2 separate regions of the Homo sapiens genome follow, and region 1 is linked to region 2. Evidence: chromatin loops called from intact Hi-C (ENCODE). Cell type or tissue: chondrocyte. All regions are shown on one strand. Each heading gives the region's core, and the rest is flanking DNA. Links, peaks and the distances in the headings are about the cores only.

Region 1 (9,905 bases), core at 1,301-9,300, 120 kb before region 2:
GAAAGCAGACAAGAACAAGAATGGACAGCCACGAACTAAAGAGGTAGCATTTTGTCATTAGAATGCACAGAATTTTTAAATTCTGATTTAGGATGAAAATACTTCAGCTGTTCAGTTACATTAACCAGACTTAAATTTCCCATTGCCAATTCCAGCAAAGGAAAAATGTTGCTCTCTTGTTAGAAAGCATGGCATTTTTTCAAAATTTTATTTTTAAACAACTCAAATTCAAAGCTAAAAAACCAAAGTTATTCTTGCAAAACTCTTAAGGCTTATCAAAAAAAATTCATTTTTCCCTAGACGATTTTAAGTTCAAATTTATTTCAAGGTCTGTGATCCACATGAACTGGCCTAACTCAAGTTCTAATAATTCAACAGTTCAAAAATTTTTTCCAAATGATTTTAAAAGTTGACTATTGGTTTCTCAAAGCTGTACATATGGTTCATTCGTGCTAAATCAGCAAACCATCTCTCTTTATTTTAAAAGCCACCTTTATAGCACTTAACAAAACATATTTCAGGGAGTTGTTTCAAATGTCCATCTTCCTATTACCTTGCACATCTCACAAACAAGGCTGGGGTCTTAGTTTACTTGTAACTACTTAAATATTAGATGCATGAATGGCTGGCTGTCGATAAAAGTCAACTACATCAAAGATGGGTTTTAAAGAAAATGGGTTTTAAAGAAAATGATACTTTAAAGAAAATGTCAAGAACCATTAGTTAAGGCAAAAAAACAAAAGTGATGTCATAGAAAGAGAACTAAAGCAGAGTTCACAGTTCTTACTTCCCTTCCCCTGGCTTCACCAGTAGGTAGCTGAATGACCTTTGGCAACCAATTACTTAACCGCCCTCTCTAGACAACAATTTTCTCAACTACAAAACAAAAAAGTTAAACCAGATGATGTTAATGTCCCTCTCCTCAGCCGCAAAATTCTATTACTCTATGATATCATCCATGGTTTCCTAGTGTCAGCCAAAACACTATTATTTTATTATATCATCCACAGTTTCCATATGCCATTTAAACCTTAAGTAAAAATTCATTTAGTCAAGATAATCTTCTAGATTCTGAGGACAGTGGTAATATGAGCCATTAATCAGAGAAAAAACCAATATCACTTAACATGTATTAAACCACTGAATACATTTTAATGAATGCTAAAAGGAAAGTAAACAAGGAGCTCTTATTTCAAATGCTCTTAGGTTATGGAAAGTAACAAGCTGAAATCGATAAAATAACAGTTTGTTCATCAGAATGTAATAAATCTAGCTGTGGTCATATTATGCCTAGAAAATTAGCTGAGACCTAATGTTTAACTACATTATAAGACAAGGAATTAAAATATTAGACTGTAGAACAGGGGCATCCTTTCCCCATAGTTGAATAAGCATGTAAATCTTCAATCCCATAGCTGTTCAAGCAATAATCTGTGGATTAAATATGATTTTTCGTGTAATTCTCTGCCACATTCTTCAGCATTTCCTCATATATTTGTCCTGCAACCCTAAGTGTCTTGATAGAACTGTCTTGAGAGTGTATGTTCATACACAGAAAGGAGGATTAGAGAGAGCTTTCCAGAGAAAGAACGTATGCATGACCAACAACAGCAGACAACATAAATATACCCCTTCTTCCCCTCCGTCCTTCAGACTGCCTTCTTTCTGCCTAAAGAAAAGCAGGTAAGCCTACCCTTTTGGTCCTGATAGGTGGTTTAGAAATCAGCTTCAAGAAGACATGGAAGGGAATCTCCTGTTCCTCCCAAGGAAAAGCCAGGAATCTGCAGGCACTAACTTTTCCTAACTGTGCCACTTCAGGAAGTAAACATGATATGTCGTCAAAATCAACACAGAACAGGCACAAATGTTAGAATACAAGCAAGGACACTGAAACAACTATTATACCTGTACTCCACATGGTCAAAAAGTTAAGTAGAATCATGGAAAATACAAAAAGACCCAAGTCAAATTGCTAGGGCTGAAAACTATACTGTATATAAGATGGAAAATAGACTGGATAGGACAGCAGGTTATGCATTTTGGGGAAAAAAAATTAGAAATTGTATTTCCTAGCTTTTCATTACTGATAAAGGCTTTTGCCGGAATCTCTCTTGAATACTTCACATCCTCCAATTGTAGCGTGGGCCAACAGTCTATTGAGAGACTGCTCTGTGCCAAGCCATAAGGTAGCCTCGGTGCAGTAGGGGAGAGACAAAATATGATGGGTGCAGTGATACAGGTCTGCTTATGCAGGGTATGGAGCTATGGAAGTCGACATGGGAGGCGCCTTACCCAGAGACAGCAAGGGAATGGGAGAGGCAAATTAGGCAACTCCAAAGAAAATAAGTTATCAAGACCAGGCATAGTGGCTCACACCTGTAAACCCAGCACTTTGGGAGGCCAAGGTGGGAGGATCCCTTGAGCCCAGAAGTTTCAGACCATCCTGGGCAGCACAGGGAGACCTCATCTATACAAAAAAAAATTTTTATATTAGTGGGGTATGGTAGCTCACACCTGTAGTCCCAGCTATTTAGAGGCTGAGACAGAAGGATCACTTGAGTCTGGGAGATCAAAGCTGCAGTGAGCCGTAACTGCATCACTACACTCCAGCCTGGGCAACAAAGAGAGACCCTGTCTCAAAAAGGGGGAAAAAAAAGAAAAGAAAAGCAGCTATAAAAAATTAACATATGTAAACTTCCATTAGTAAGTATAGCTTCAGTCTAATTTCCCTTTTGGATAATAACTAAGCAGGCCATGGGAAATGATCAACAGAATGATGACTCCAGTAAGGCACAGGATAGTGAATTTTTTTGTAAGTATGATTCACTTGTTTACTCATTTGTTCCACTTTTAATGAAAACCTACTACATGTCAGATACTGTTTTAGGTGCTAAAAATAGAAAGTGGAACAACCTAAAAAGTGTCTATTCAAACAGAACTTTCACTAAAGGAGATGGAAACAACCAAAAAAGTATCAGATGCTTAAAACAGTGTGATAGCACAGAGAGGCACTGGGGATCAACCCTAGGAAGATGAGCCTCTCTGGGGAATTGACATTTTAAGTTGAGATCTAGAAAGTACCAGCCATGTAAAGATTTGGGGAAAGAACGCAAGGCAGAGGTGCCATCTAATGTAGACTCCAGGGTGAGAAGGAGTCTGGCACCAAGGGAACTGAGTGGTGCAGGGAGGGGCAGGGATAAGAGTGGATCCAGGTCGTAGGCAAGAAGAGTCTCTACATATACATTTACATATTTATAAATCAGGAAAAGCTCAACAGCTTAGATATTTGATATTTATAAATTCTTAATTTCTTAATAATGTGCAATAATGGTTATTTTAGATTTTTTAAGAATTTCTTTCAGATATACATATTGGAATATTTTTATGAAATTATGTCTAGATTTGCTTCAAAATAATCTAAGTAGAGGATAAGGAGAGTGAGGGCAAATGAGTGGAGTAGGGGTAAGGTGGTAGAGATGAAACAGAATTGGCTATGAGTTGAGAACTGCTGAAGCTGGATGACGGGTATACAGAGATTCATTATATTATTATGCCTTATTTTGAATTTTTGAAATGTTCCATAATAAATACATTTTTAAAGCACCTTATTTAAAATATAAGGGAGGGAGTATTTATAAATACAAATGCCCCATTCACAGGGGACTTTTTAAAGGTGCAAACTACTGTCTATGATACTGTAGTGGATATAGGACACTATGCATTTGTCGAAACCTACATAACTTTTCAACAGAGTGAATCTTAATATATGCAAATTTTCAAAAAAATTCATGTAGGAGGTCAGATCTTAGGATGTAAAACAGAATATGACATATACCAGTTTTTGTGACACTCAGGTGTACCCATTAAGCTTTTCATCAGGAGTCCCTCAAAGGCCCCAAAAGTCTAGAGGTCCTAGCACAGTATACAAATTTTAGTATGTGTGGACATTCATGCCTTTTTCTAGGGAAAGGGCCTAAGGCTTTCACAAAAAAAGGCTGAGAACCACTGACATTTCTCCTTGCCTGCAGCTTCTTGGCTGAAAAGTAACCTTGCTATTGCTCTTAATCTAATGACAATATCTCATTCATTTTATGATTTCCCTGCAAGGGCATTACTACACAGCTATTGCTGTAAGCAAATAATAAATACCACCAGTGAATTTTACAATTCTGAAAGTTGTGACAAACACATGCATATGCACATAAAAAAGGTGGAGGCCTGGTATGGTGGCTCACACCTGTAATCCCAGCACTTTGGGAAGCCCAGACAGGGTTGGTGGGGGAGGGAAATCACTTGAAGTCAGGAGTTCGAGACCAGTCTGGCCAACATGGTGAAACGCCATCTCTACCAAAAAAAAAAAAAAAAAGATACAAAAATTAGCCACGCGTGGTGGTGCACGCCTGTAGTCCCAAGCTACTCAGGAGCCTTAGGCACGACAATCGCTTGAAGCTGGGAGACAGAGACTGCAGTGAGCTGAGATTGCACCACTGTACTCCAGCCTGAGAGAAAGAGCAAGACTCTATCTCAAAAAAAAAAAAAGAAAGGTGACAAACTATGTATTTAAGTTCCCTTTACAGTATCACCTTTTTATAATATCATATTTCATTTAATCTAAAGTACATCCTTATTTTTTGTGCCACTAAGAAAGAAAAAAGCTATTAACTGATGACTCTCCCCACTGATTATAACATGGTTCTGATTTCAGAGACGTTCAAATGTGGAAAACCTGTACCTCCTGTAATTAATTAAACATGGCATTCAAAACGTTAATTTACCTGAGCCCCATCTCAGATCAATTCAACAAATTGCTCAGGGTAGGTCAAGGAATCTGTAGTTTGTTAAAGCTTCTCAGATGATTTTGGTTAAAGACTAAGTCAACTGTCAACCTTCAAAGGCAGCACAGTAGAGAAAGCACGCACTTTGGAGTCACATAGCCCCACACATCTCTGTGACCTACAGCAAATTCTGTTAATTGCCCACAACCTCAGCATCTCAGCTTTATCTGTTTAAAAACAAACAAACAAAAAACAGTCAATGCCACCGACTTCCTATGGTTGATAAAAGAGAACATATGTAAAGTACCTGGCATACAGCAAGATACGCTCTTCCTCCTCCTCCCTAAATTACAGGTGATCCCTAACTAGAGACTTGTGTGCTGTCTATTCCAGCTTAAAATTTATATAAGAATGAGAATGAGGCCGGGCAAGGTGGCTCACGCCTGTAATCCCAGCACTTTGAAAGGAGGCCAAGGTGGGTGGATCACCTGAGGTCAGGAGTTCAAGATTGGACTGGCCAACATGCTGAAATCCCATCTCTACCAAAAATACAAAAATTAGCTGGGAATGGTGGTGGACGCCTGTGATCCCAGCTACTCAGGAGGCTGAGGCAGGAGAATTGCTTGAACCCAGGAGGCAGAGGTTGCAGTGAGCCGAGATCATGCCATTACACTCCAGCCTGGGTGACAAGAGCAAAACTCCGTCTCAAAAAAAAAAAAAAGATAAGAATGAGACCTATGAAATCCACTCAGCATTATCACTGCTGAACACACAAAAAGAATCATTCAACAACTGTTTATTATGTAACTGAGCAATACACACACGTTTATTTTGGCACATTTTAAGAGGACCTTCACAAATGAATGCTGTTTAATAAAATTTTTATTAGAAAATATTGCACTTGATTTACATCAACAACGCACAAAAATGTATACCTTTAAGTGTGACATAATTTTAGAGTAGCTAATGGTTCTGTTTCATGTACAAGTTTTTGTTTTGCTTTAGGATGTGTAGCTGGCAAGATTTTTCAGAACATTGGCGTAACTGCATCAAAACACCAAAAGTAATGCTATGGAACTTCTCAACTCAGGTGCCTGAATAAATACTCACATGTTTGATTTGTCCCAAAAGTGATTCTTAAAATCCAAACAGCATTTTAGGCAGCACCTTTGGAATTGACCAGTCAACTCAGGATGTGACTCACAGGGGACAGGTTTAGCCATAATTGGATAGAGTTCTCTCACATGTGTAGCATGAGGAAAAAAAACAACCCTCAAACCCACAATTGCACAATGTCTCTGCCTGTCTCCCAATGAAGAACACATGGATTCAAATAAATACCAACTCCACCAAAACGCCTAGGGTTAAGGATTTGCTGCAGAGTGCTAACCTCCCAAAAACCCACCCAGGATCTGGGCCCTCTGGCAGGTTATGCCAGACTCATGGGCAGAGGACACCTTCAACCCTCCACCCCTCCTCCCCACCAAGCATGGGCTCTGAGATTTAGGAGAGAGGGGTGCTGGGAGGAGAGGAATACATGGTTCATCTCCTTTTTCTTTCCCTTGACCAACCACTTCTCCCAAAAGGAAAGGGTCCTTTGGTTCAGTTGCCCAAATCTGAAACCCTAGATTCCTCTGTGACTCCTCCCCTTTCTTTAGCCCTAAAGTCTCTTCTACTAAGTCTTCTCCAAACTCACCAAATTCCTCACAAATCCATCCCACCCCTTCAACTGCCTTAGTTGATCCCTCTTATCATCACAAGGTTGGCTCTATCTCATTTCCCAGATCCAGCATTTCATTCTCCAAAGCCATCCTTTTCACTGGGGCCAAAGTTATCTTCCCTATAACCCAGACCTGACTGCGCACTCTCCTAGTCTGCATTCTTTAGCAGCTCACTGAAGAATTCACCTGTAAGAGTTCAAATTCCTACTCTAACCTCAGCCTACCTTCCAGCTTTATCCTGTGGCGCTCCATGGCTTTGCTAATTTTTCACCTCAGCCACATTAGATTTTTCCTACCCCACAATTTCACACAGCTGCTTCCACCCTCTATGTCTTTGTTCACACTACTTTCTCAGCCTGGTATGAACTGCTCTTTTCTGCCTATCAAATTCATCCTTCAAGATGAGGCTCAAATGTCTTTTTTTTCCCTGGGACAAGTTTCCTAAACTCTCTAAGCCTGTCTCCCCTCCGCCCTTTCCACAGTCAAAAGTAAGTGCTCCTACAATAACTTATGTCAACCAGCAATATAACTCTTATCTCTGTTACAGTCATAAATGCAAGTCTCCCCTACAAAATTCTGAGATCTTCAGGGAAAGGAGTGTAATAATTTTGAATTGTCATTTTCTACCACAATATATGGTACTTGGTTTAGCTTCAAAAAAATTTTCTGGACTGATTTGGGACACAGTGATTTCAACTAGTATTGACTTGATTTTAAATAAAATGTGAACATTCTTGACTTTTCCAGAAGATATTTATTTTAAGAGGAGAAGCAAGTTATCCAAAGTTAATTTCTAACTGGTGGGAGATGGGGCCTCTTCCCAAAAGTCCCCCTGACCCCTATCACCACCACCACTGTTGGCATAACCAGTTTATACCATTCCCCACCCACCCACCAGCATGTTCTTCCCAAGCTTCTGGCACTGCCCAGCCATATGCCACCTTCACAGGCTCCGGAATTCCACAGAGCTCAGTACAATGAAAATTATCAATTAAAGAACATGGGAGGATGCAAGAATAATTAGCATAATAATAAAGACCACAAACAAGCACCTGTGGCAGGAGGCTTGCGGTTCTACTCTTTGAGTTTTTGGTTAATTGCACTCCTCCAGAGCTGATAAAGAGACAGTATGAATTCAGGTCTCAGGCAGGACTGAGTCAAGACCTGGCCTTCTACTCACTGTCCAAAAGGCCCTGAATCAGGGTCCTCATCAGTAAAATGCAGAAATGAATGCCTACATTGCAGCCTGTTATGCAAGTAACAGGCTTGTAAATGCAAGCGATGAACCAGGGCCCAGGAACACAGGAAGGCCAACCAGAGTTTAAAAGCTTCTGAAGCTTTCGGTGTTTCAGAACTTATACACTTCCATCAGGACCGTGTGCCCTACTACTACCAAAAAACCAGGCTAGTCATTAATACATACCTACTCTAAGATTATTGTTTTCTCATTTCTCTGTGTCACCCCAAAATTTCTATGTTGAAATCCTAACCACTAAGGGATGGTATTAGCAGGTAGGGCCCTTTGGGAGGTGATTAGCTCATAAGAGCAGTCCTCATGAATGGGATTAGAGCCCTTATAAAAAGACCCAGGGGAGCTCGTTTGCCCCTTCCACCATGTGAGAACACAGGGAGAAAGCAGTATCCATAAACCAGGAAGAGGGCTCTCAGCAGATATCAAATCTACCAAAGCCTTGATCCTGGACTTCCCAGCCTCCAAAACTGTGAGAAATAAATCTCTGTTGTTTACAATCCACCCAATTTATGGTACTTTGTTACAGCAGCCTGAGCAGACTAACACTCATCTATAAAATGGAAATGACAGTACATAACACAGGGATGACCTCTATGCCCCACACAGACAAAAGACAGCACTTTTAAAAGTGTCAACTACTACTACAACCACCATTAACTACTCGTAATATTGTTCATATAAAAAGACTGCCACACGTCATCTTCAATAGTTAAACCCAAACCCTAACTGCCATTTACACATTGTGGAATGACCATAATCCCTTACCTCCATTTCCTTCCAAAATTCCTCTAAAATGATAGTTTAAAAAAAAAAAATCACAAAGACATCAAACCATAAGGACAAACAGAAAAGGAAAGACAACATGCTTTTTTAAACAAACTTTTGCAAGATGGCAAAGTACTTGAAGGAATGGTCACTGCCCCTCAGGACCTCCAAGAGGCTCAGGTCTTGAGGCACCAAGGAGATGCCAAAGGCTGATGTGAGGCTTAGCCTAGACAAGGGGGGAGCCACCGAAAGAGGTGTTCAAAGCTTTTGGATCCCCAGTTCCAGCAGGAAACCCAAAGTTTTTTCTGAAGAAACTGAATCACAGTGACAGGAGAACTGTAGCCAGAAGTCGAAGGCTACAGCCTCCATCCCTCCCTCAGCCAGGTAACCCAAACCCTGGCAGCTGGCATATCACCAAGCATACCAGAGGCAGGAGATGATGATTTCTTCATTGTGAACACTGGCCCCAAACGAGATGTAAAGGTGTTGATATTCGGGGCAGACTCCCAATGAAAAGTCCACCTGAACTCACAAGTCACTAGACCACCAATACACACATGTTCTCTCCTCTGCAATCAGCTCCTCAGGATCTTTTTCTTCATTATAGACAGTCAAGGATCACCAGATATTTATGACTTAAACAAACAAAGAAAAGATCCCTGAAATGAATAACCACACTGGAGGAAACAGAAGAAATATTAAAAATATATTAAACACAAAGAAAAAATAAAAATACACACATCAGAGATAAGTAAAGATAATACATCCATAAAATAAGATGCAATGAAATGGAAACAGAAAAAGATTCTAAAATTTAAAAACATGATCATTAAAATTGAGAACCATTCCCCCCCTCCCACTCCTTCCAGTACAAAGAAATACGTAAGACATGAGATTAGTTAAGAAAATTTAAAGATCATTTGTAGTGGGTTCAACAACCAAACCAACAGACATCTCAGAAAGAAATACACACACACACACACACACACACACACACACACACACACAGAGAGAGAGAAAATAAAGGGTGGGAATTATTAAAAAAAAAAAAAGCATTTCTGAAAACTAAAAAGAGTCTCTAGATTGAAAGGACCCACTAAGGTAATACAAGAAAGAAAAGGAAGAAAGGAAGGAAAGAACCAACCAACCAACCACACAAAAACTTATAAAACTTCAGAATGCCAGAGAAAAAGAACCTGAGCTTCAAAAAAACAGAAAAAAAGAGGCATCAGAATGGCTTTGGACTTTTCATCAAAAACCCTTAAGACAGAAAACTGTGAATATGCCATCAAAATTATGAAAAAATGTATTTCTACTTAATATTTTAAATTCAGCCAAACCATCTATAAAGTATGAGGACAGGATAGATACATTCAGACATTCAAGGCCTCA
Region 2 (9,905 bases), core at 1,050-9,049:
TTTATGGTGATGGGGACTAAGTACCCCTCTTCACACTGGCAGGAGAGCCTTGCGCTGTAGAGTCACTAGAGGCAGAGAATAAGCCAGCTCCCCTGGAAGAGGGTCAGGAAGCCCTGGCTCCTATAGCCTCAGTTCTGGGAGGAAAGGTCTGGCAATCTGTGTTCAGGCCCAGGAGAAATTACCTCTCAATCTATCCCAGCAGTAGCCTCCTCTTACCTGTAGTCAGCCGAGCAGGGGCGTCTGCTGTTTGTCGCTCACTAGAAGAGAGCCCTTGCCAGCCCTGGGTTCCTGCTGCCGCAGCCGCGAAAACAGATGGCACCGACTTGGCAGGCCGCAGGGAGCCCTGGATGGCCTTGCCAGGGTCTCTCCTGGAGCGCTGCTGAAGGACCTTGATCACTGCATCCTTCTCCAGGATCTGGGCATGGAGCACCTTTAACCTGAGGGGTGAGAGGCCATGCCCACATTGTCAGACCCACAGATCCAACAGCCTCCACCCTTCCTGCCTCATAGGAGTTAGAGGAAAAGCCCCCCCCAACTCCCCCAACCCTGCCAGGCTGGATCCTTCTGTGCTTGTAGCAGGGACCCAGAGAGGGCTTAGAAATGGCACCACAGCTCTGGAATTTGATGCTCTTAGAGCCCAGGCTCTGAAAACCACCAGTGCATAAGGCCCTGGGCCCTTCTCACACCAGCAAAGGCAGGCCATTAAGGATGGGTTCCAGATTCATCAGATGATAGTGGCGGCACAGCCCTCATCCTGGAGGGCGGCACTCCGGAGAGGGGAGGCAGGGCCCAAGCACTGGATGGCACCCAACACCTCCACAGTAAGAGTCTCCTGGGCAGACCAAGGACTCGGTATTTCTGGGCAAATGCATGTTTACAGTGCCTGGTGTGCCAATCATGCAGGTTCAGCTCAGAAGCAGGAGGGACTGCTGAGCTCTATGGGGAAAGGGGCCTGTTTATCAGGGATCAAGGGCAGGGCAGTGACTGGACATTGCCACCCACCCCCCCAACCTCAGGTGCCTGGCCTGCAATGCCGAACCTGCTTTCCATCTCCTGATGCCTGTGGCCACCAGTGAGCAGACCCTCATTGAAGCTGCTGCTGGGTGAGGGCTGGGGGGAATGTCGGATGAGAGTGGTGTCACGCTGAGCAGCAGCCGTGGCAGCCGCATCCATGGCAAACTGCCTCATGGCACGTTCCTCCAAATACTTCTGCTCCCACTTGGTCATGTCGGCCTCCAGCGCCAGGATCTGCTCCTCCTTCTCTCGCAGTTGTTCTGACAGTCGCAGGGCGCTGAGCTCTGGAGACCCACCACTGCCACTGCTACCACCTGGGGCACCTGCCTGTCTCTGCAGAGCAAGGAGTAGAGACCGTGGTCAAGGGTGCAGGTTGGGGTGTGGCAGCCACTGGTCTTCGCCTCCACACGACTGTCACTTGTACATGTACGTGTTCAGCCATACACAGCATACATTTCCCCATCCTTCCTCTACCGAAATGGGGATACAGCACAGGTCCCCATACCCCTGCCCTGAATCCTAGGGCAAGGGCATAGAGACCAGACAGATAATCCTCCAAACTGGCAAAGGGGGTGCTATCAATAATTATACTGGGAAAACTGGTGTACATTAGAACAGAACTGGGCAAACCAGGGGGTTCAGTCACACTACCTCTGTGGCAAGGGTAGGTTTGGGAGTGGAGAAATAACTCTATTTGGTTTGTAAACACCAAGAGTTGTTTACACAGAAGTCCGAAGTGAGGCTAAGCACAGTGGATCTGGACAACCATCTTTCCTCCCAATCTTGGGGAGGCATATAAAAGCTGGCTGGTGGCCAGACGCAGTGGCTCATGCCTGTAATCCCAGCACTTTGGGAGGCCAAGGTCGGCGGACCACGTGAGGTCAGGGGTTCAAGACCAGCCTGGCCAATATGGTGAAACCTCATCTCTACTAAAAATACAAAAATTAGCTGGGCGTGGTGGCGCACGCCTGTAGTCTCAGCTACTCGGGAGGCTGAGGCAAGAGAATGGCTTGAACCTGGGAGGTGGAAGTTGCAGTGAGCGTTCGCGCCACTGCACTCCAGCCTGGGCGACAGAATGAGATTCCATCTCAAAAAAAAAAAAGCTCGCAGGCCTTCTATATCCAGGTTCCTGACTTACTTTCTCTAGAGGTCAAGGACAACTAGCCCTGCTGCTGCCGAGGACAGGAGTCCCCCGAGGCTGGACATGGGCCAGGTGGCAGGGCCTCTACTAAGACAACGAGTGGAAGGGAGCACGCAGCAAAGGTGGAGCAGAGAGCAATCATCCTCGCCGCCTTCCAACGGGCCTGCAGCCTAGATCTAAGCAGGGGCTCCCGGGGCCTCAGCCCTGGCCTCCAAACCTACAGTCCCCGAGGAGGAAGGGAAGCCAACATCCTCAGATGCTGCCCTAGCCTGGAGACTTTCTCAGCTCACCTGCTGTGCACGCAGGGCCTTGAGTTCCTGCTCCAGGCGAGTCCGCAGACGCAGCTCCAGCTGCTCCCGCTTCTCACAGGCTGCCTGCAGCTGCCCGAGCGCCTGCTGCAGCCGCTCCACTTTCTCCACATAGGCCTGCTTCTTGCGCAGCTCCTCTTCGGCTCGAGCTGCCCGGCCCTGCGCATTGCCCAGAGCCTGCTCCAGCAGCTCGGCACGCCGCCGCTGGTCCTCGATGGCGCCGCGCAGCAGTGCCATCTCTCGCTCCAGCTTCTCTTGCTCCTGCTGCTGTTCGTAGCCTGTAGGGAGAAAGAGGCTTGATCAGTGACAGTGACCACGTTGGCTGGCCCCATTGCCTCCTGGGCTCAGTGCTGACCACTGGATGAGCACAGTTGCTTCTCATTCTCTCAAAAATAACAGGAATAAGGTACCACTATTAACCCTGTTTCATGGAAGAAGAAACCAAGGCTCATGTTAAGTCAGGAGTAAATGACAGAGCCCAATTCCAGGACCCTTGCAGTAACAACTGGGCTACCCTGCCTTTCTACTGGGACATACTGCCATGGGACAGCCCCAAACACCATCCACTTGTGCCAGGGGCACCATGTCTAAAACACATCCACAATATCCCTTGAACCTTGTGACGGCTCGAGACTGTTGAGGTAGGAACTGTGATGCCCATGTACAGATGAGAAAATAGAGACTCAGGTAGGCTGTGACATGGTCCTCCTTCCAGTGGGAGAATGAAAGAAGGGGGAACAGAACCACCATCGGCTGTCGGCACACCAGGCCCTTACACATCTTATTCCACGAATCCTCCAGCCCCTCCAGGGAGGATTTGGGATCCCCAACTTATAGGGGAGAAACATAGGAGGTGAATGGTGCTGCCAAATGGAAACCCCAGTTGGCCACACTACAAAGGCCCAGGCTGCCTCTGGCTACATGGTGAGGCGTTTGTACTTATAGGCCACCCAGAGCTCTGGGGCTCCTTCTGCAGACCCAGGCCGAGAGGTCCGTTGAGGGCTACATTTCCTTCCATGGTCTGAAAAGAACACTGAGATGTAAGCAACCAGGCTCAGAAGGAAATGCAAAGTCTGCAGTACAGTGAAAATGACTATGGCCCAAAGATTAGTGTGTAAGGGTCAAGCTATCCTGACTTTTAAATCATTTTGTTAATTGCCCAAAGAAACTGCTCAGAGGCCCTCTCCATAGGGCCAGGAGAAGCCCAAGCCAGACCACAGAGCCCTCCATCTGATGTTCTAGCCTTAAATCCACCTCCCAGGCACCTGCCCCTTGAGAGTCCCAGGCTGCCCCCTGAGGAGCAGGTCAGCTGCCTACCTTGCTGGAGAGCAGGTGGGGGGCAGGGCTATGGGCTCCCGCTAATGAACCTAAAGGCACTGTCTCTAGAACAGCATTCTGATTCAGTGGAATTTTCTGCCAGAGTGGAATTGTTCTATACGGCACCCTCCAATGCAGTGGCTACTAGACACACGTGCCACTGAGGACTGGAAATGTGGCTAGTAAGATGGGAGAACTGAATTTTAAATTTAATTTATTTTCATTAATTTCAATCTTTGGGCCACATGCAGCTAAGTACCTATCATATAGGACAGTGCAAGTTCTGGAACAGAAGGGTGAAGGCTTGAGACCTTGGCATGTGGAAGGGAGGATTCATTTACTCAGGTCCCTGGGGCAGGGCAGGGAGGACACAGAGGCAACTCAGGTTAGCTCTTGATTCATTTTGGATGTTTGAAGGCTGAGCCCAGGATGGTATCATTCTGTGGCATGGAGGAAAATACGAGGAAGTCCAATAATATTGAAACGGATGTGTTCATACTTCGCTGGCTTAACATCCATTGAGTGGGGTGTTAACATCCATTGAGGAGGGGCAGCCAGGTTGGGACTCAGGCAGGGAGGACCCTCCCCTAGTCCACCTGTGCGTTCAGTTTGCCCAGGGCCTGCATCTCATTTCAGCCTTAGCATGACTCTGTGGGGAAGGACTCTGTCTCATCTTATAGCTGGAGAATCTGGGGCGCAGGGAGAGAAGAAATATTCCCAAGGGGGTGGAGCTAACAGGCCAGCCTCAGGCCTCAAGGCCAGATCCCCAGGGGGCACTGCTGGCCTAGAAGGGCCAGAAGGGCAGTGCTGGGGGGCTGCGTGGCTTGCCTAGGAGGAAAAGCAGATGGCATTGGTGATAATGGCCACACTTTCCTAGTGTTGACTGACCCCAGATAAAAGGGAGGTCAATCAGACACCTCCCTTTGCAATAGCTACTAGGGAGCAAGGAAGAGCTGCTTGGGTTTCCTCAGCCCTGGGGGAGGAAGGGGCCGGAGGACCCAGCCCTCTGCTTCCAGAAGCTTCCTGCAGCCTTGTCCAACCTCTAAGGCCCTGGTGGGGGCTGGGAGGCTTTGAGCTCTGGCCATCCCCTACCAACAGGACCCTGATAAAACCTTGGGCCTGCGGGATCTCGGGAAGGAGAGCTCCTTAGTAAGAAATAAGTGGTCTGGGTGCGGGTGGGAAGAGGACGCCCGAAGGCCAGCGGAGGAGGGCAGGAAGGCAGGCGAGGCGCCGACGGGACCCGGGATGCGCCTTGGGCAGCGAGCGAGCCCCCACCTCCACGTTCCAGGCTCCCTTTGTGCTCACCCTCCCTCCTCCCAAAGCCGGGCGAAGGGCGCCAGGCAGCGCGCACGGGAGGGAGCGGCGGGGGGCGGGCCGGGAGCGGAACAGCTCGCGGCTCTGGAATGCCAGGCATCCAGGTCACCCGCGGCTGCAAGATTAATGGCTCCAGCGAGGAGCCAAGAACAGCTCGGCGCTCACTCGCTCCCCGGGGAGCGGAAACGCCTCCCGGCCGGCCCCCCTCTTCTCACCCACTAGCAAGCTCCCAGAAACCCGCCCCATGGCTTCCTTTCTTTGGCAGAGTCAGGCTCCAGAAGTCCGCCTTCCTCCACAGGCACCCTAATCTGCCGTGCCCTTGCAGCTTCTCCTCCCCAGACTCCTCAGGGAAACCCCAGGGCTGCCCCCTCCCCTTTCTCCCTCCTTCCCTTTGACTCCTTCCCAGAGACCTTAAGCCGCTGCCATCTCACCCCACCCAGCCAGAAGAGACCAGCCTACCTCCTGCCCCACCCTGTCAATTCCTTCAGTGCTGTGTTCCCCCATTCCCTGCCCTAGTCTTTGAACCCTCTTTGAAGGAAGATAGGGGTGCTGCCAGCCAGAGCTAAGTCCTCAAGCTGCTCCTCCATTTCTGCACCCCACACTACCCTTTGTGCCATTCACAGTAGGGTTCCTGTGAAGACTCAAAGCCATGTTTACCCAGCTACCAACCACTCCCATTCCACTTCTCTGCAAACACCTTGAACAGCACTAAAGCTCCTAGTAGGAGCTCAATAAATAACTGTTCTTAGTCTCTTCTGATTGCTAGAGCCTCCTGCTGCTGAGCTCAGGGCTCCCTTTGCCACCCACCCCATGTACCTCTTGAACTGCCCAATAGCTCCTTCACCTCTGGCTGGCTCTCCACCCCTGCCATCCCCACAGAGCCCCTCTCTCAGGCCACCGGGGCTCCTAATCACCGGTTTCTAGGGCCACCCCCGTTGTTCTTTTGCATCTGTGGGAACCTGCTCCTTTCTTAAGCTCACCACTTCCTTCCTGACCTCCCTGCCATGGTACCTTCCTGGGCCTGCTCCCATTCTCTCTTGAACATCTGCCAGTTGCTTAAAACACATCTGCTAATGAATGAATAAATGGACTAGTCAATGAACTTGCCCATTCTTCAAGGATGCTTAGACCGCCCCGTTTAGAATGCATCTGTTGGTTAAGGTCTAGGATCCCATTTTTGGCTGCCTCAGATGCCTCCACTTGGCTTGCTATGGCTCAGCTCCACCATGCCCCCCTACCTCTCACATTCCCATTGCACACTCCCGACCTTTCTGTTGCCAGGAACTCCCTGGGAAGCTCTCAGACCTGTCCTTCTCCTTCACCTCATCTGTCTTCAGGGCTACCTTGCCTCCCGCACTGCCCAATGCACTGCACTGGTGGTCAGCACCGAAGCTCAGCAAATCACTGCTCCCTGGCTTTCCCTCTTGTGTCAGCTGATCTTCTTAAAAGATACAGAACTAGATCCTATTCTTCTTTGGAAGCCACTTATCCCCACTATCCCCAGATCCAGTCTAGTGTTGGGCATACAGTGGGCAGTAAACCTGCTCCCAAAGTACTACTTTGCAAGGGGGAAGGCCAATCTTCCTAGTCCAGAGGGTGTGCAGCAGTCCCATTGCCTGCACACAGGCCAGGCTTCTTAGTGGGGCCCCTACTCACTCTGAGCAAGCAGCTTGGCCACCATGTCCTGACTGCCGGCCTGGGCCTCCTGTGTCTTGCTTGCCAGGCGGCGATTTGCAGATTCCAATCTCTCTGTTTCAAGGGAAGGAAAGATGTTTTAGTGTCAGGTGAAGCTGCCAGCTTGGGATTTTTCCTGACGTCCTATCAGGATGGGGCTGTATCCTCCATATTGGGGATGGGTTCATAAGGAAACCCCAGCTCAGCTCAGGGCCCCATGGGTGGGAGCCTCCTCTGTCAAGAGCCATCATCCCTGAGGGGATCCTAGGCCCAGTACATAGAGACAAGCATCTCTCTATCAGGGCAGCTCCAAAGGGGTCTCAGCCTGGCTCTCTGAGTTCATCTGCACTTTTGACAGAGAATAGAGATTCCCAATTTTTCTCTAGAACAAAAGAAGTAAGTCCTCTGCAGAGGTTCTCCAACCTCCACCTGTGTGACTGGCTCTCACCTCTAAGATCCCGGTTGAAGTCTTGCAGCCTCCTCATTTCACTGTCCATCTTGTTCCGCATGGTCTTCTCCAGGGCCTCACGCTTGGAGGAGGCTCTGGTCAGGCTCTCATGGGCCTCAGAGAGCCGCTGGATTTCGCTTTCCAGCTGCAAGAGTCAGACAGCAGAGCTGAATGAAGGCGAGAGCTCCCAGGGAGTGATTCGAGGCTGACCCACTACTCTCCATCAGAAAAGGTGACAGATGAGAGGCCACCAAACAGGAGCAAAACCTCCAGGTGACTATGGTGGGATGGTCAGAAGCTTGTAGCCTCCGGAAGTAGAATAGACTGCTGGGACCAGCAAGCAACGGTCCCATCGGCTGCCCCAAGGACCAGATGCTGAGTGAACCCAGGGCCAGGTACTTTGGAAGTAGCTGCCTGCGGGGTGACTAAACACAGCTTCCCTGTGCCCAGTGTCCAGAAGGAAACATTCTACTCTTGGCTGGCTTCCACCAAGAAACTGAGTACAGTTGGCCAGAAGTGGGCACCGAAAGACTCCAGCCATGATGGGGTGGTTTGACCTAACTTGGACACCACAGGACAGTCAAGGGAGGCCTGAGGCCATCTGCTAAAACTGAGCCTCAGCGGAAAACTGGTAACCCTTCACTAAAGAAGCGGGCACCAGGCAGAGCTGCCTCTGCCTGGTGTCCCAGGCATCACCATCCACCCAGAGGGCCAGCTGGGCCCCGGCTGCTCCTCCCACTTGGCTGCTGGCAGGTTCCGCACGTGCTCTTAGCTGGCCTGTGATTCCAACAAGTCGCCCATTTTTTTTCCAAGAGGAGAAGTTTTCTTTTTGGCCAGGGCTGGCCTGGAACAGACTTGCTGTTGTGTGGGGGACACAAAGGGCTCTCTGTGGGAGGTGTCCATGGGAGGGGGTGTGTGCAGGGCAAGGGTGCGAGTGTGCAAGGAGCTGGTGAATGGGCTCTTTCTAATCACCACTGGCCAGCAACTGTTCATGCTCCAGGCCTGCTCTGCCGGCCTCTCGGCTGTTCCCCAGCTGTCTGGAGTCAGCTCAGGAGGGTGCATGAGGAGTGAGGGAGGTGGAAGACAGAGGGATAGGGAGAAATCCAGCCAAACAGTTTTCAGGCTCCTCTGCCTCTCCTTGGACTACCCACTCCCCAGGTAGCCCCTCGGGGTCTCTTTCTGGTCTGCCCTTCTGAAGCCCCAGCAGGGCCTACCTTCTCAATGCGGCCAGCCTTCTCCGCAGAGCTCTCCAGCTCCCTCTGCAGCCGCTCATTGTCTCTCTGCAGCCTGGCATTCTCCCTCAGCACGGCCTCCATCTGGGCCAGGTGGGCACTGCCCGAGGTGGCTGAGGAGGCCTGGGCACTCACTGGCCCCTCCACAGCAGGTGGACTGAGGGAGCTCAGGGGGCCATGGCCGAGAGCAGCTGGATGTGGGGGAGGGGGGTGCTCCTGAGATTGCTGCAGGTACTGGTACTGCTGCTGCTGTTGGAGGAACACAGGAGGCACCTGGGCCTGCAGGATCCTGGGGAACAGAAGAGACGGTGCTCAGAGACAGCACAGACCCTCATGGCTCCCACCAGAGCAGCCCGGGGTCACCCCACTCCTAGGCATACTGGGAAGATGGTTAATTATTATCAATAATTAATATATTATTAAAATTACTGCAGATAATTATTCAACCCTCTAGTGTTAGGCAGGGACCAGTAGGGAAGGCCTTTTCCAAATGTTTCTGCCTGAGGCTCTCAAGAGTCAGACAGCAGGGCTAGAGGGGATTAATGTCAGGATGCTTGTTTCATACCCGCCTCACAGTGGCTGGGGCCTTGGGGATCAGCCTGAGCAATCCTGGGCCTCCTAAGCAACTAATGCTTAAATACATCATCTTAAAAAATGCACCCTGACACTTCTAATCAATGGAAGGTTATTTTTGGGGCTGGAGGCCATGTCAATCATGACTGAGCATATAACCTTCCAGGCCCCAGGACAACTTTGGTGGCTGGGCCCCAGCAGCAACCTTGTGTCTATTACACGAGTCGCCAGTTTCAAGACTGCCAAAGCAGCACTCATTTTCTCCTTCCTATTTCAAGTCCTGCCACCCCCCACCCCCCACTCACCCAGAGTCATTTTTAGAAGACTCCAGTTAAGGTTAGAGCAATGAGACAAATGTCAGGGTAAGAGTCTGAGCTCTAGAGTCTGACAAATAGGGGTTCAAATCCCTGCTCCAGCTGTTTAACCTTGGGCGAGTGCCTCAGCCCCACAGACTGGGCATTGCTCTGTTGCATCATGAGGGTCTCCAGCCTCGCTGGGATTTGTTGAGGATGACGCTATGTAAGGCCTGGCAGAGTGCTGGGCCAGTGCTGGGCGGGTGGCAGGTGCTCCTATAATGGTGGCCCATCCTCCATCTCTTCTAGTAGGAGCCTCAGTTTACCCTCAGTTTAGAGAACAAATGTGGCCCAAACTCTTGGTTTCCTTGGGAGTAAGGGCTGCCTCTGGACTACTGTGGTCACTGAGTTCAGGGGACAATATTCTATTGGCCTCTGGCACTGGTGTAACATCACCCCCAGGGCTCCATGTTGAGGGAAGGAGCAAAGGGCAAGAGGCACGGGGAGTCCAAGGGCCTTCCTGGGACCTTGTGATTCCCAGTGTCACAACTGCCTCAGTTTCACAAAGAATCTTCCAAGTCCCAGAAGCCC

Evidence for each region. Peaks named below come from ENCODE experiments on the same cell type or tissue, not always from the same donor. Only the 100,000 strongest peaks of a DNase experiment are listed, where the experiment ranks them.
Region 1: it touches region 2 in a loop (2.2-fold over the local background); 11 of 110 quality-filtered maps call a loop at or near these places.

The regions. Positions count from the first base shown.
Region 1 is chr3:134,236,824-134,246,728 of GRCh38, forward strand. All of the region lies in intron 1 of RYK (receptor like tyrosine kinase), which reads right to left. Among named protein-coding and RNA genes, the nearest start is that of RYK, 9.1 kb to the right of the region's middle. In chondrocyte, for the core only: no CTCF peak of the experiment used is centred there; no DNase peak of the experiment used is centred there.
Region 2 is chr3:134,359,067-134,368,971 of GRCh38, forward strand. It overlaps AMOTL2 (angiomotin like 2), which reads right to left. Exons shown (of 10, transcript NM_016201.4): 3 at 8,431-8,737; 4 at 7,217-7,361; 5 at 6,751-6,843; 6 at 2,446-2,741; 7 at 1,040-1,347; 8 at 217-437. MIR6827 (microRNA 6827) reads right to left here and starts at 8,796; the gene lies at 8,738-8,796. RefSeq lists an enhancer at 424-984 and a silencer at 2,281-2,575. In chondrocyte, for the core only: CTCF peaks have their summits at 8,471 and 8,674; DNase peaks (open chromatin) are centred at 1,125, 2,455, 2,595, 5,185 and 2 weaker places.